Linked DNA regions of Homo sapiens: region 1 is linked to region 2. The links are chromatin loops, found by intact Hi-C in ENCODE. Cell type or tissue: breast epithelium. All regions are shown on one strand. Each heading gives the region's core, and the rest is flanking DNA. Links, peaks and the distances in the headings are about the cores only.

What was found. Hi-C counts contacts between places; a loop is a spot of excess contacts. Peaks named below come from ENCODE experiments on the same cell type or tissue, not always from the same donor. Only the 100,000 strongest peaks of a DNase experiment are listed, where the experiment ranks them.
Region 1: a loop joins it to region 2, with 6 times the contacts of the local background. A loop is called at or near these places in 1 of 110 quality-filtered maps.

The regions. Positions count from the first base shown.
Region 1 is chr5:109,376,097-109,384,443 of GRCh38, reverse strand. It overlaps PJA2 (praja ring finger ubiquitin ligase 2), which reads left to right. Exons shown (of 10, transcript NM_014819.5): 2 at 924-1,041; 3 at 2,741-2,941; 4 at 5,190-6,240. The coding sequence starts at 1,011. Among named protein-coding and RNA genes, the nearest start is that of PJA2, 30 kb to the left of the region's middle. In breast epithelium, for the core only: no CTCF peak of the experiment used is centred there; a DNase peak (open chromatin) is centred at 3,573.
Region 2 is chr5:109,191,008-109,199,354 of GRCh38, reverse strand. FER (FER tyrosine kinase) reads right to left here. Exons shown (of 20, transcript NM_005246.4): 20 at 2,514-8,347. Among named protein-coding and RNA genes, the nearest start is that of PJA2, 210 kb to the left of the region's middle. RefSeq lists silencers at 1,033-1,240, 5,080-5,280, 5,320-5,520. In breast epithelium, for the core only: no CTCF peak of the experiment used is centred there; no DNase peak of the experiment used is centred there.

The DNA of each region.
Region 1 (8,347 bases), core at 208-8,207, 180 kb before region 2:
AATGCATTAATTTCAAAACAGAAGTTCTTTTTGTATTTGTTCCATGATAAATTGTAGTTTTTCCTGATTGAAAATAGGTTCTTATTTGGGATTAAATTATCTGATCAACTGACTATTGCAAAGAATAAATACATCATTATTTACACACATTAATTATTGTTATAAGCCATTACACATTTTTAAAAAATGAAGTTTGTATTCTTACAGTTACCTTTTAGCAATTCCAGGGCTAAAGGAACTTTACTGCTTGACAGAGAAGCAATGATAGCACAGTGTAGTAGACTCCCAAATAGTTTGGTTACATACCTGAGTCAGTACTTCTGATATTTTTGTTTGTTTACTTACAAATTATGTATGTGTTGTTGTCATTGACAGTCTTAAGGATGATATATACTTAGGCAAGGTTTATCAAGAGCAGATGTAAATCTGTATTTCACATAGCCATTTTGGTATTTCTGAGAGTTTTTGATTGGCTTGTCAAATTGTGTTGTATTTTTCTTGTTTTTATTTATTTTTGGGACGGGATCTCACTTTGTCACCCAGGCCTGGAGTGCAGTGGCATGATCTCGGCTCACTGCAGCCTCCACCTCCTGGGCTCAAGCAATCCTCCCACCACAGCCTCCTGAGGGACTAGAGGTGTGCACCACCACGCCTGGCTAATTTTTGTATTTCTTGCAGAGACAGACTTTCACCATGTTGGCCAGGTTGTTCTCGAATTCCTGAGCTCAAACTGATTTGCTCGCCTTGGCCTGCCAAAGTGCTGTAATCTAAGGCGGATCACAGGCATTTGCCACCATGCTGGCTACATCACATTGTATTTTTCTAAGTTTTATTATAAGACTTCACTAGGAGGAGCAGAAGTATCAGTTTTGCTATTTTTGTGCTTTTATTAATATATTGTTCAATTCATTGTTTCTTTGTAGGAATCTTCTGCGGCTTGTCCATAGTGTGAATAAAAACTAAATCACATCTATAATTCTACTGAACTGGTCACACAGACGCTGCCATATATGTCACAGTACACTGAAAAGGAGCCAGCAGGTAAGGAAAGTCAGTTCTTCTACATTGAGTACTTCTTGTTTTTTCCTCTGGGTACCTTGAGTACCAGTAAGTGACATATGATCATCTGACCTGTGGTCTTACTAAAAGGCTGGTTTTGATCCATATATTGAATATTTGTAAAGCTTAGTTTCTAATTTTTGATAGGTAAAAATAGAAATTCTGGTATTTTCTTTCCATACCCATTTAGCTTGGAAAGCTTTATGCTTTCCACTTCGGAGACTATTCTTTTGGTAGAATTGTTAAGGGCATTGGTTCTGGAGTCATACTTTTGGATTATTAGACAAGTTATCCAACACTTAATTTTAACTTTAATTTTTCAATTTTTAAAATAGAATACAATATCCACCTCAAGATTACTGATGGGATTAAATAAGTGTAACACTTGATATTATTTATACTCGATATGTGCGTGTATTATAAATACATGTTTGTTTCTGTTTCCTTCTTGGAAGTGATTATATTTCTTATTTTAATACAACTAAGAAATTATGTAACTGTTTCATTCATTCATTTATTCATTTTTTTTTTTTTTTTGAGATGGAGTTTCGAACTGTCACCCAAGCTGGAGTGCAGTGGCACAGTCTTGGCTCACTGCAACCTCCGCCTCCTGGGTTCAAGTGATTCTCATGCCTCAGCTTCCTGAGTAGCTGGAATTATGGGCATGTGCCACCACGTCTGGCTAATTTTTGTATTTTTAGTAGAGACGGGGTTTCGCCATGTTGGCTAGGCTGATCTCGAACTCCTGGCCTCAAGTGATCCGACTGCCTCATCCTCCCAAAGTACCGGGATTACAGGCATGAGCCACCATGCCCAGCAACTGTTGCATTTATTGACTATACCATATGCTGTGAGAAAATATTTTGTTTAGTTGCTGTGTAGTACATGTAATGTATAATTGACTAAGCAGACTTACACTTAATATATATATGTGTGTGTATAATAATGTACTACTTAGTGAAAGTTGCTGCTGTTTACTACTGTATACCCCTCAGTCAACAAAACTTAATTGTCAAGTCATGTAAATGTTGATGGCTTTTCTTACCATAACATATACCATTTATTGGTAGTTTTGAAGGCAGGGTAGTATGTGTTTGACCTGGCTCATTGCTGTTTTCTTTTGGATAGTTTTATCTGACGTTAATCTTTGGAACATATTTATTGTGATCTAGTTGATTCTTCATGGTACAGATACCATTTAAAGAGGTTACTTGTTATCTTTGACATAAATGTTTTCATTCTTAAAGTAATTGAAACCATCATATCATAATGCTAGTAATTGATTCATCAAATATGTATTGAGCACTTATATTAATATAATATATAAGGTACTTAATTTGGAAGATCTCCCATAAAGAGCTTTGGCAGTATAATAATTTGGCATATGAAAAATATTTTTTGATAGGTTTCATTATAAAAATCTGAAATACCTTAAAGAAACCAAATTTTAAAACATATTTTTTGAAGGGAAAAGGCCACTAACTCTTATTATATAGTACTTCATATTTAATTTTCTAGTGTGTGAAGAATAATGTTTTATAGTACTAGTAAGGTACACTTCATGTTCAGAAGCATATGATTTGATAAATAATAAAATATAAACTGAAGTAGTTTTCCCCAACAGGTTGCAAGAATAAAGCTCATTGCTGTTCCTGTTTTAATTTTTTAACTTTTTTTTCAGCAATGGACCAAGAATCTGGTAAGGCTGTCTGGCCCAAACCAGCAGGAGGGTATCAGACAATTACAGGCAGGAGATATGGAAGAAGACATGCTTATGTCAGTTTTAAACCATGTATGACCAGACATGAAAGAAGCTTAGGTCGGGCTGGTGATGACTATGAAGTGTTGGAACTAGATGATGTTCCAAAGGAAAATTCCTCAGGTGTGTAACATTTAATTATTTAAAGGTTATTAATAGTTATATAGGAATTGATCTTATAATTAAATTTTTGGGTGGGTATTATGCATGTCTGTGAGTGTAAATGCAGCACACTTCCTATCAAGAAATTCTATTTTGAAATTCTTATTGAATTTAATATTAATGGTGTATATATTTAAACATTGTAGAAGAAAATAGAATACAGCCAATCATTAAAATATAACCACACTCTCATAGTAGTGATTACGTTGTCATAACCTCCAGCCAAAGGAAATCATCTTTGAATCAAAAAGATATATTTTGAAATTTTTAAAAATGTGGATCAAGTAGAGATATTTTTTCCCTGCATATAATATTTAAATAACTTTTCTTCTTCTTCTTTTTTTTTTTTTGAGATGGAGTCACGTTCTGTTGCCCAGGATGGACTGCAGTAGTGCATCTTGGCTGACTGCAACCTCCATCTCCCAGGTTCAAACAATTCTTGTGCCTCAGCCTCCTTAGTAGCTGGGATTACAGGTGTTTGTCACTGCACCCAGCTAATTTTTGTATTTTTAGTAGAGACAGGGTTTCACCACGTTGGCCAGGCTGATCTCAAACTCCTGACCTCTCAAGTGATCCACCTGTCTTGGCTGGCTTCCCAAAGTGCTGGGATTACAGGTGTGAGTCACCATGCCTGGCGTTCTTTTTTTTTTTTTTTTTTTGAGATGGAATCTTACTTTGTCATCCAGGCTGGTGTGCAGTGACGTGATCTGGGCTCCCTGCAGCCTCCACCTCCTGGGTTCAAGTGGTTCTCCTGCCTCAGCCTCCCAAGTAGCTGGGACTACAGGCATGCGCCTCCACGCCTAATTTTTGTATTTTTTGGTAGAGATGGGGTTTTGCCATGTTGCCCAGGCTGGTCTCGAACTCCTGACCTCAAGTGGTCCGTCCAACTCAGCCTCCCAAAGTGCTGGGATTACAGACATGGGCCATTGTGCCCGGCCAACTTTTCTTCTTTTAATTTTATCCTAAATTTAACTTGGCTTGTTTATTTTTTCATCATTTTACAAAATCCAAAGGACAAGGAAGGCTTATTCAATTAAAATTTCTTAGTTATTCAATGGTTTTGAAAAAGTATTTTGCAGCTATCCATGTACCATAATTGCACATTTTTGGACTGGATTTGTCTTCTTCCTCTTGTTCTAAGCAAACTTGACAAGACATTTCTAGATTATTTTTGCTGTCATATGTAAGAATCTGAATTACTAGCTAGGGTCATCCCATTGAAGAACCCTTCGTTCCCAGCTACTTGGGAGGCTGAGGCAGGAGAATGGTGTGAACCTGGGAGGCGGAGCTTGCAGTGAGCCGAGATCATGCCACTGCACTCCAGCCTGGGCCACAGAGCAAGACTCCGTCTCAAAAAAAAAAAAAAAAAAAAAAAAAGAACCCTTCGTACCATATATCAAAGAACCCTTCGTACCATATATCATGGCCGAACTTCAGTTATTTTACAATTCATGAATTTTTATTCCAGCAAATCTCAAATGTCTTCATTTTTTTTATTAGTGGTGATGCAAGATAGTTATGCTTAAAGTAATTTATAGATATGATTTTACTCATGTTTCAGAATTCTCACAATTATGACAAGAATCAACATATTGATCTCTTTGTTGTTTTTCAGTCATAACTATAACACATCTAAAGTAAACTTATTACAAATGTATTACAACAATTCAATTTATAATCTGTCGAGATACTGAGATATAATTTTGTGAATTGCCAACAAAACACAATAGGGTCTAATTTCTCTTAAATCTGTAACTATAGTTATTATATCTGTCATAAGTACTTTTGAAGGTTTTTTGTTTTGTTGTTGTTTTTACCTGCATATAATAAAGAAGGTAAGTTTGGAAATCACTGGGAAGCAGATTGGTTACCCTAGACTCCACTTACGAGAGGCTTCCCATTGTATAACCTCTCAAGAGCTTCTCCTTTATATGTCTTGCAGAAGGCATTAGATATTAGGATTTAGATAGAAAACTGCCAAAGCCATGTGAGGGAGATGATAGTGAAAGGCTGTACATTGACATAAATGAACTCATAGAGTAATCAGTCTGCATTCTCAGTTAAGGAGCATAGAAGTGCTTGGTAAATAAATTTACTCATGTATTCAAGTAGTAATAATTGGTATGATTTCCACTTAAGTGATAGTTATTACATAAAATTTTATCTAAGTTAATCCTTTAAAATATGTTTTCTTTTGTTTTTTATGAAGGTTCCAGTCCTTTGGATCAAGTTGATTCTTCTTTACCCAGTGAACCTATATTTGAAAAAAGTGAAACAGAAATTCCCACTTGTGGTTCAGCATTGAATCAAACCACTGAGAGCAGTCAATCCTTTGTTGCAGTACATCACAGTGAGGAAGGCAGGGATACCTTAGGAAGCAGTACAAATCTTCATAATCACTCTGAGGGAGAGTATATTCCAGGAGCTTGTAGTGCTTCAAGTGTCCAAAATGGAATTGCATTGGTTCATACAGACTCTTATGATCCAGATGGCAAACATGGAGAAGATAATGACCATCTTCAACTTTCTGCAGAAGTCGTGGAAGGTAGTAGATACCAGGAATCATTAGGCAATACAGTATTTGAGTTGGAAAACAGAGAGGCAGAGGCATACACTGGTCTTTCACCACCAGTTCCCTCATTTAACTGTGAAGTAAGAGATGAGTTTGAAGAGTTAGATTCTGTACCATTAGTGAAAAGTTCTGCTGGTGATACTGAGTTTGTCCATCAGAATAGCCAGGAAATTCAGAGGTCTTCTCAAGATGAAATGGTTAGTACGAAACAACAAAATAATACTAGCCAGGAAAGACAGACAGAACATTCACCTGAAGATGCAGCCTGTGGTCCAGGGCATATTTGTAGTGAACAAAATACCAATGATAGGGAAAAGAACCATGGAAGTTCTCCTGAACAGGTAGTGAGGCCAAAAGTTAGAAAACTGATAAGTTCAAGCCAGGTGGACCAAGAAACAGGTTTTAATAGGCATGAGGCGAAACAAAGAAGTGTTCAAAGATGGAGAGAGGCTTTGGAAGTTGAGGAAAGTGGCTCAGATGACCTCTTAATAAAATGTGAAGAATATGATGGAGAGCATGACTGTATGTTCTTGGATCCACCATACTCAAGAGTTATTACACAAAGGGAAACAGAAAATAACCAAATGACATCAGAAAGTGGAGCCACAGCAGGAAGGCAAGAGGTGGATAACACCTTTTGGAATGGCTGTGGAGATTATTACCAACTCTATGACAAAGATGAAGATAGGTAAGGTCACATCCAGTACTTTTTCCGATTGTGTAGTAAATGAAGTGGTTTCTTTCTAGAACCATGTTTGATGGCTGGGCTATTTGATATGATCAGGGAATTAGACATTTTGACTTACCAAATATTTTTATTTACTGAATGCTAACCATACATGCAAACTACTCATTAGAATTTTTCACAAAAAAATGTTTTTGAGGTTTTTAGTAGTTTACAGAAGTAAGTTCAGATAATGATTATTATTATAAAGGGATAGAGATGCTAGTTCATGGTATTTCAATTAATAAAATGTAAAATAAACATTTGTTGTATTTTTTAAAAACCTACATTAAGCCAGTCTGGGTTTAAAAAGTGATTAATATCACAAATTATTGATTGGTAATACTTCATTAACATTGCCAGTAGTGACTAATATCACTTGTTTCCCTCTTTATCTGTTCTTCCTGTGGCTCTTCCTATCACTAAGTTTATTTTTTACTTATTTTTTCTTAGCATTCAATTCTCATTAACAACTCTGTGTGGTAGATTCCATTATTTCCCTCATTTGTAAATAAGGAAACTGAGGCACAGAGCATTATATAACTTCCTAAGGTCACAGAGCAACTTAATGGTAGAGCTGGACTTTGAGTACCTAACTGGGTATTCCAGAGACTGTTCACCACTATTCTTTGCTATTTTCAACAGAACATAAAACTTATAATAAGCATTCTGATTGCTCTTACAAACCCGTATCTTTTTTTTCCAAACCATAAGACAACAGAAAAAGAAAAAAATGGAGAATTTCTTTGTTCAGTTGCTGAATTTCCATTACCCCAGTGTCCAGATTTTCATGAGTCCTTGTAAGCTAGTTGCATCCCTGACAGTGCTCAATTACAGTGCAATTGCAAGATTTTATTAGCTAGTGGAAATAATTGTGTGGTTTTTTTTTAGTTAGAAAGTACTATAAAGGAAGAAATTTACCATTTTGAATATGAATGCATTTTAATTCATGTCATAAAACAATTCATTTGATTTTCTTTGGACATATGAATTAAGCTACTATAATACAGATTGTGTAATTTATTATAGAAAATATTTAAAATATAATTTCTGCTGCTCTGTCAAAGTCTGTAAACTTTAAGGGTTAGTAAGTAATTTTTGTATGATATACTGTTTTTAAGCTAAAGGTAAAGTTTTTTTCAGTTCAAGCCCACAGTGTTTTATTCAGTATCCACACTTCTAAAAACAGAAATTGGCCACAAAGCCTGACCTGATGTTAACTTCCTGGATAAGCAGATCTGGATCTGAATTGAAATGAGGGTATTTTTTCAAATATTTGTATATTTTACTGCAGAAATATAGTTATGTTTGATTACTGTGTGTGGCCTGGACCATGTTGGGGTTTGTTAAGTAGTAGTTCTAAATCTGGGAAATATATATCAAAATTCCAAAACACATTTAGCCCTAAGATTTTGAAATAGATTGCAAGTCTCTAATATTATACCTCTAGGTTACTATTTTTAAAAAAAGACAAAACTTACAGTCTTTGATAATTTATTTTTTTGAAAGTGTAAGGTGCTTGTATTTTTTTTCCCCCAGTTACACTTTTTCTTCTTTAAGGAGAATCATTTAATTTGGCTATACCTTTGTCATTTTGGGCAAAATAAATACTTCTCTTCTGCTTGCTTTTTATAGTCAGTTATAATGTCTTATGATGAAGTTGATGAAATTGTTACATTGTTTGCCAACCCCTAGAGAAAGGTAGTCTTCCTGGCTCCTTGATTTTAAATTGATTTTCTTTGTTTTGGGGGTGGTCAGTGGTGGAAGTGTATTCTTTGCCTTGAAGGACCCTGGACTTTTCATAGTTATAAGGTATTTTCTTAGTTATTTGTAATTCTTATTCTTATTTTTAATTTTTTTCTTAAGTGATGTCAATATTCTGAACAATGATAGTTTTTTTTTTTTTTTTTTACAAACAATATATAGATGGGAAAAAACATTTACAGTTAATAGAAACTGTCCTTTTAAATTGCTAGTAATGTATTGACTACAGAGCCTGTGGTTAGGGTATGCCAAAATGATGGAACTACTTTAGGATCATTGTTTAAGACACATTGAAATGCTTAAAAGT
Region 2 (8,347 bases), core at 106-8,105:
ATGTGGACTAAGACTAAGCCCTGCTGAAAGCTGGGAGACAGAGGCCCTAAGAGGGGAGCTTCTAAGGCTGTCAGTACCTCAGCTTCCTATGACATTTGTTTTTCTATTAATTCTTGGCATTTATATTGCTGTGATAGATCAATTAGCCCATCACAATGTCTAGTCCATTGATCTTATCATTTATCCTGTGGTACCACTGGTTACCACAGGGAGACTGCAAAAGAAACATTTATAATTTTGAATTACTTAAGTCCAGAGCTGGGGAAATATGAAAAAGCTTAGTTTGGATAATCAGCAGCACATTAGGTGAGGGAAACTTTAGGGAATTTTCCTTTTTCTCATCACTCTTGAATTTCAACAGCCATGTTGTATGAGGAAAGGAACAGAACCCACCTCATATAGCGTTGGTGTTTGGATATCTGAAATGACTCAAGAAGCCTTGGGAGATCACACAGTCTCAAAGCTCGAAGGTGTCTTAGAGATCGTCATATTGGTCAGGATCCTTGGCTGCAGACAACAGAAATGGACTATGGATGACTTAGGTTAAAAAAAAAAAAAAAAAAAAAAAAGGGAATTCGCTACAAGGCTGACATGGGCTCCAAAGTTAATGGGGAGGCTAGAGAATGAGGTTTGGGAATGGAAAAAACTAAGGGTGTCCTGGAGTGTTGGGTAGCAGGAATTACAGCAACACTTTACTAGGGAGAATGGACTCTGCTTTAGTGAATGCTCTCAGGCTGTTCTTTGTCCTTCAAGTGTCAGCCCTGGGAGAAAGGATCCAATTGGATAAGTTTACAGACTAGTGAGAGTCCAACCAGGAATGAGATCCTGAGTTTCCCAGCTCCCAGCTTGGTGCTTGTTTCAACACCAGACAGCTTTGGAACCCAGCACCATCAGCCTTCCTTGGGCATAATCACAAGTCTGACCTAAGTGTGTGGGCCAGTCCACGTGTACCACCACATTTTGGAAGTTTGAAAAAGCACTTCATTTAGATTCAGTTTTTATTGAAGGGGCAGCCATTGATGCTGTTAATAGAAACTAGTTCTTACATTTATGTGTGTGTGTGTTGTTGTTTTTGTTTTTTGTTTTGTTTTGTTTTTTTGAGACGGAGTCTCACTCTGTCTCCCAGGCTGGAGTGTAGTGGTGCGAACTCAGCTCACTGCAAGCTCTGCCTCCCTGGTTCACGCCATTCTCTTGCCTCAGCCTCCCGAGTAGCTGGGTTTACAGGCACCCGCCACCACGCCTGGCTAATTTCTTTTTGTATTTTTAGTAGAGACGGGGTTTCACCATCTTAGCCAGGATGGTCTCGATCTCCTGATCTCGTGATCCGCCCACCTTGGCCTCCCAAAGTGGTGGGATTACAGGCGTGAGCCACCGTGCCTGGCCTTTTTTTTTTTTTTTTTTTTTTTTTTTTAACAAGCAACATCACCATTTGCCTGAAGAAATCAGCTAGAAGGGGGAGTGTGAAACGAAGTGTAGGACTTCAAACACCAAAAGAACTCCAGGATTTCAGAGATGCTATTTATTCATCTTGGGGAATGGGATTTCAGTCTGATAGCCAACCTTCTTTGGTGGTGAATGTACCTCATCCTAATTAATTGAAGTCAGTGAAAGCACAGGTTGTCTAGGAGACTGTGCCAGATATCAAACCTGCTGGAGCAGAGGATGCAACTCTAGACAGACAATTATGAGCTATGGTGAAAATGAATTCACCAAGGGCCCAGAAGCACACAGCTCTGGGTAGGGTGCTGTGGAAGCAGGAAGGTTAAGAGGATTGTATGGATTCATTTTGTCTATCCTAAGGAGCTTGTGGCCTACCCCATGAACAGTAAACATGTGTGTTTTTGAGAAGCAGTGGAGGTTGACTCATCTAATCCAAGCTCAGGGATGAGGAGGGGGCTTGGTTTAATGTAAGGGAAGTGTATGTTGCCCAAAATCCATGTAAATAACAGCCGGCAGTTTTAGGAAGGTTACCGATTTGCCAACTGAAGGGTACCTAGAAGTTAAGCGATGGCTCTGTGACCAGCTCAGTCCTGTACAGGACAGGCAAGGATACACATCTGAACTGCTCTAGGGTAGCAGGCTTCAGCCTCTGTTTCCAAACATCTCTCAGCCATCTTTCTCCCGCAAATCCTTGTGTTATGTCAAACAAATCTTGTTATGAAAAGCAAAAAAAAAAAAAAAAAAAAAAAACCCAAAAACCCAAAAGTAAAACACAAAAATCCACGCAAATAGCGAATCCACCCAGATAACTGGGACTTGAGCTCCATTACAGTTTTGATTTCTAAACAGGAAGCAGTGATTGGACTGTAAGCAACACACACCCATTATCATCAGAACTAATAAGCTTAATTACAGAGAAACTGAAAGCTAATAATTTTTATGCACTGTTATATCCCTAGGAGGCCAGTTACCATGGAAATCTTGCCTGCCTTTTCTTCCACTTGGAGCATATTTATATGGAAAAGGAAGAGAAATATAAACATGATGGAAAGATTAAATAAGACAAGGCACAGTTTGCTACAAATATTTTACATTTATTATAGGAATACAATAAAGAGGTTCTGCAGACACATGAGTGGTAACTGGTCTATTGGAAAAGAAAAGACAATTAAAAAATGATCTAAGTTTACAAAAATGATGAATCATGCTTTAAAAATGTAGAAACAATTAAAAAATATCCTACAATGTTAGCCAAAGTTCAAAGTGTATTTCTTTTGAATGTAAAAACTAACAAATAAATAAGTGTTAAATACAGATCTGAGTAAAAATGATAAAAGATAGACAACCAACTGCTTTATATATTTAGCTTTCATCCATTTTTCAGACTTGTTTATAAAGCCAGATAAACCCGCCAAAGCCTTGTTTGTGTTTTACACTGAACTTTCCAGAAGAAGCACCCTATTTCCAGTGTTTATCCACTTCACAAATACATTATCTTAAAACAACAAAAATGATTAAAGGTGCTTTAGCCTAACATTAAATGGACCATAAATCGGCAAACCACAGCAGTGCTTTACTCAAAATGCTGCTTGCAGGTGGAATGTCTTTACCAGAAGTGCCTGAGGGCCCCACTCCTACTCCATCATCTCAAACTCATCTATCAAAAGGAAAAGGAAGGAACTTAGAAAAATCATATTTCCACAACCATTCACTAAGAGAGCCCTAGACTAGAGGGCCACCCACAGTCAAATGAATGGCATGGGCACCATTTGTACATTTTGTCTTGGCTTTCAATTTGCTTGGATTCCTGAAGAAGTCAGGGCTGTTGCTGGAACTTTGACAACTTGATTTTATTCTTCCATTTTTTCATCTGGGCTTTCCCATATGGTTCTATGTCTATGACTTTATACAGTGTTCCAGTCTTTTAGGGCACTTGCCAGAAGAAGCCAGACAAAACCAAGAAAAAACACGAAGAAAACCATAACATAAAGCCAGCAGAATTTGCACCACCACCAACCCCCACTATATTCATTCAGATGCTCAATTGGGCCATCTAACTTAATGCATTTAAATGTAAATTTATGTAAAATCTATAGACGTCTGACTAAAGAAGCTGTTTCAGTGGGAAACCTCAATGCTCTGTAAAGAATGATGAACAGAAATGGCCCATAAATATGCTCCTGGCCACTGGTCCACATTGACAGTCTGATCATGTCACAGGATGCAACTGGGTAGCTGACATTTTGTATAGTAAAGTGAAATGCTCAGCAGGTATAAGAGTTTCATGTCTTTGGACACTTTGGTCATGGATTTGAAATAACTAAGACCCCTCTCGACCAGTTCCCCTTTGTCTGTGATTTTGATTTGATGCTTAGAATCTATATTGGGGATTGAATTTAGAATCATAGGATTATAAAATTTACTTGTTATGGGAAATCAGATGAACCTTGTAGAACCAATCTCTTTGACACTAAAGCCAAAAATAGTGAATTCCATTGGAACATGTACATATTCTGTACACTGCAGGTATGAGAGGTCTAGAATCTAAGGTGGAATTATGACAAGTTATTTTCTGTTGGACTGGTCTTCTGATTGTTACTGAAGCAAAGCAATTCACATTGGCATGGCATGGGATAGACCTCCATAGCATCTTATAGTCTAAATACAAGCAACGTACTTTAATTAAGGAGAAAATATTCAAAGTCCTATCAAGCATGGCTCTGGGCACCTTTCCCTCGGCATTTGCTTCCAACTGTCTGGCATTTAAGAGCAGGCAGGCAAGTTTATTTCTACCAGGTCAAATTATTTGTAAAAGGGAAATTCCTACATAAGAGGGTGTGTTTCTTTCTTTCTTTTGGGTTTAAAAATAAAAGCACGGACCAATGAGGTGGGAAAGACTGCCAGGCTGGTTCTTTTACCTAGGATCTCAGTAATACCAGATTCCAGATTCCCTCTCGGCCTCTAAGGCTCTGAATCCAGGTTAGAGGTCTGAACCCCTCCCCCCGTCCCCAAATGGGGGGCATTTAGTTTTTTGTTTCATAAATACTGTCCAGGCAACTCAAAGAAGACACCAAGGTTATACTATTTGACAACAGCTATATGAAAAATGACTTTGGATTCTGTTTCCTTTCCTGCTCAGTTTTTTGCTGCTCCAGTGTATGAATTGAGATTTATTTTTTAAGGCCCTCCTACATTTATCCTGTGTTGCTCAGAACGCCGACGTTTCCCACTGATATCTGTCCTATACTTTCAAAAGAAGGTATGATCTTCTGGGATCAGATGAATTGCTTAAGTGGTTACAGTTTTTGCAAGGGTGTTCTAACTGATGACAGTGGGGTAAAGTGGGATTTCTATTGTCTTCTTTGGTTACAATTTGAATCTGGCTTCTTACTATGTCATTTTAGAATCTGCTTTGGATACTATTTACAACGTGCTTATTCTGATTCTTAGCAAATAGGAAAATAGGTGTGGTGTTTGGCTTTTCAGGAAGAATACTGCTTTGAGGAACTGCAGAGTACAGGTATTTTCATGCAATGTGCTCTGGGGTCTGTATTTCTAGGTAGAATGACTTATTTTGAACTTAAGGCTTCATATTTGCTGCCCTCTTTTCTGAAGCTATGAAAAAACTCCTTAACATTACACAATTGAAATACTTTCAGACATTTGCTGCCAAGAGGAGTGTGAAGAAAACAACAAAAGGTATTGGCAATAGAACAGTGGAATGGAAGAACTGAGTATGTCCAGGAGTTTAAGATAAAGCAATTATTGCTAGTGTTTACACATTTCTTTAGTGGGTAGAGGAGGCCACCTGATCAGCTTACTTGGTCAAGTCAATAGGCTGCCTCCCAGGATACCTCCCAGGATACCTCTACTCACAGAAATCTTGCTGCGTTAGGAAAATCTCTCAAGAGCTTCTACTGATAGTGTTAGTCATCTAACAAGTGTGACCTGATCATCCTGTCTCCACATCTAGGACTCCAACCAGGTCTTTGAATTCTAACCTGCATCCATCATGGGGCTTATCACATACTGAGTGTGTAGCTGGCCTTGTTAAGTAGGTGCCTGGGAGTTCCTTAGAAGGCTAGGGGCCCCCAAGTACCTGAGGAGAAACTTTGATTGAAACCAATTACAACATTATTCAATATAAGCTGATGATAAAGGCTTTACTATTTTGGTAAAGCAAAATCTTGAAAAACTAAAGATGAGAAAAGGAAATAGTAATCAGAAGTCAAATACTGGAAAAACTAGCACCTGGTAGTATTCTCTGCACCTCATGTGGCAGATGTTCAAGAAAAACTTTCTGAATGAATACAGCTGAGCGAAAACATAACATTCCACTTCCAGCATCAACACTGTCACTTAGAACAGTTCATTATTTTGTAGAACACTTGCATCTTGCTGGCCTCAGTAATATTTGAGAAGATAGTTAGAAATTCAGGATTTGTATCTCTTAGAGTGAATTCCAAATATTCATTTGTTTTGAGGTTTTTACAAATTTGCTGACAAGTGGGAAGCTAAATCTGTCTTCGTGTCACAAACCTGAAAGACTTTTTCTATATTAAAATTAAAAACAGGAGGTTCACAGCAATTTTCCTGAATGCTGGCTATCCTAGACATATGTGTGCCATTACTCAGCTTGCTACTGCTTAGGGAGAGGGCTGAACCACCGTTGTGTCTGAGGCCTCACAGATAAACAGAGCAAGGGTAATTCTGATTAAATAATGGTTACCTCCTGAGATTATAGGGAGCGTAGGTAAAAATTAAACCAATGTCCAATTCAATGCCCTTTAAAAAAGTGTTGTAGAGACTTAAGAGGCACGCACTGTTTAAGGACACACAGCAGGAAGCTCCTCAAACCCTTTGTGAGGGTTAGTTTCCTTTATTGTTATTGCATTTATTGTTGGCTATGGGTCATTTTACATTGGTGCTTTGTTACTGCCCTTCATTTCCTTTCAACCTTCCTTTCTGGATGTCTCTTTCTTTTTGTGTCTTACCTTAGGCACCCTGACTAAGCTTTAGGATTTCTAGATTCCTTTCCCTCAAATGTTATTGAAGACAAGGAACATTGCTACTTGTATTCTTCCATTTCTCTGTTGAATACTATGTTTCCCCACAGTAGCTCTCATCATAGTAAGCTCCCTCTGTGGGTAACTCTAGGAGCCATTTAGTCAACGTTAGTCCAAAGGTGAAATAGGGCGGATCTAAGTGTAGTCCCATTTAGGAGACTTTAGCCCAGGTTAAGCCTCACTGTAACCAAAGATTTCTAATAACGTGTGGATAATCAGTGATCTTAGCTTAAGAAATATTAAATATAACCAATGCAAATGTAAAGAAGCTTTGGGTAGTGTCTTTGAAAAACTGGAATACATATGTCCAAATGCATTAGTTGGGAAATAATGAATATAAGCATTTCCCAGCACACAATCATCTCTGAGCTGGGAATATAACAGTGCTCCTAACACAAGGAGAGGTATTTGGTTTACTCTTTGCTAAGGCCCACACACTGGAGATGACTGCTTTTGCTTTAGTTCTGCTGATCTTTTTTATTTTCCATAGGACAGGATCTGGCCTTGTAGCATGTTCTCCTCAGGCTTCCTAATGACACTGTCCAAATCTTTGTTTCACTTTAATTTTTCCACACTCTGTGTGGGGGTGCATCATCCTGCCTTGGAATAACTGGTTCCTCCCTCTTTTGCATTTGAATCTGCTGCCTCAGCACCTTATTAAATATACTGAAGCCTATGCTCATTACTTCTATGCAGTTTAAAGTGACTAAGAATCTAGCACACCAGGATTTTTCTGCCACCCAAGAATCTCAGTCCTTATTAAGTGGCTAAGTGATTCCTAATGCCTACACTAAAAGTTCAGAATTTAATTTCTGAATCGGTATGAGGCAGGAGGATGGCTTTTAATGGGGTAGTATTTCATTAAATTGAATTATGGCTAAGGTATAGTTTATACACCTTCTGTAGGACAGCATTTTTTTTAAAGGGGAATTTTTGGGACTCTAAGAGTGTAGCAAAATCTCCTTCAAGTAGGTCATTCTTGGTACATGAAATCCTGACTTTTAAAATCAGTATCTTCATATGTGGTTTTGGATTCTTCCAAAATATAGTATTCAGACTTGATGTGAAACTAATCAAAACATAGAAAAATAAATGAAATTAAAATATTTAATGAATATCATTCTGATATGTATAAGCAAATCAGAGTTAGTCATAAAAGAAGTAACGCTATTTTGATGGTAAACTTTCACACTGACTTAGTATAATGGAAATGTAATATAAACTCATTTCCATACAAAATCTGATTCCATTTAATTAAGATATTAATACCTAAAGAAAACATGTCTTTTCCAACTGTCTGTCTCTCTGCTGCTTATTTTGCACTGTTCTGTTTTGTGGGAGGGTGTGGCTTCCTAAATGCAAAAGCAAGTCTTGCGATGACTCAGCACTAACCAGGGCAGCCAATTTTGTTGATAAGAAACATCTAAAATATCAATGATAAATGGAGTATACGTAAAAAGAAGAGGGCTGAGGCAAACAATGCTTTTTCAGAAAATATCAAACTTCAAAAGATGCATGGCCATTAAACAGTGTACACAGTATACTAAGTAAGGTTTTCAGGTACATTCCTACATCTGATGACTCACCAGAATTAATTATAAAGTGGTGTGACTGAAAGAACCCTGAAAAACTGTGACTTATGATTCAGATATTTGTATTGTTACATTATAATTTATTTGGATTGTTGCATTTTAATTTTTGTTTATCCCACTACAAGGTCCTCAGTGGGTGGCGTATGTTGTAACTAAAACACTTTCTTCTTGACATAATCTAACACTAGTATTGTGAAGCCATAGTTATTTTGTGGTACTAGCCAATCTTCACAAAAGTTATATGGGAAA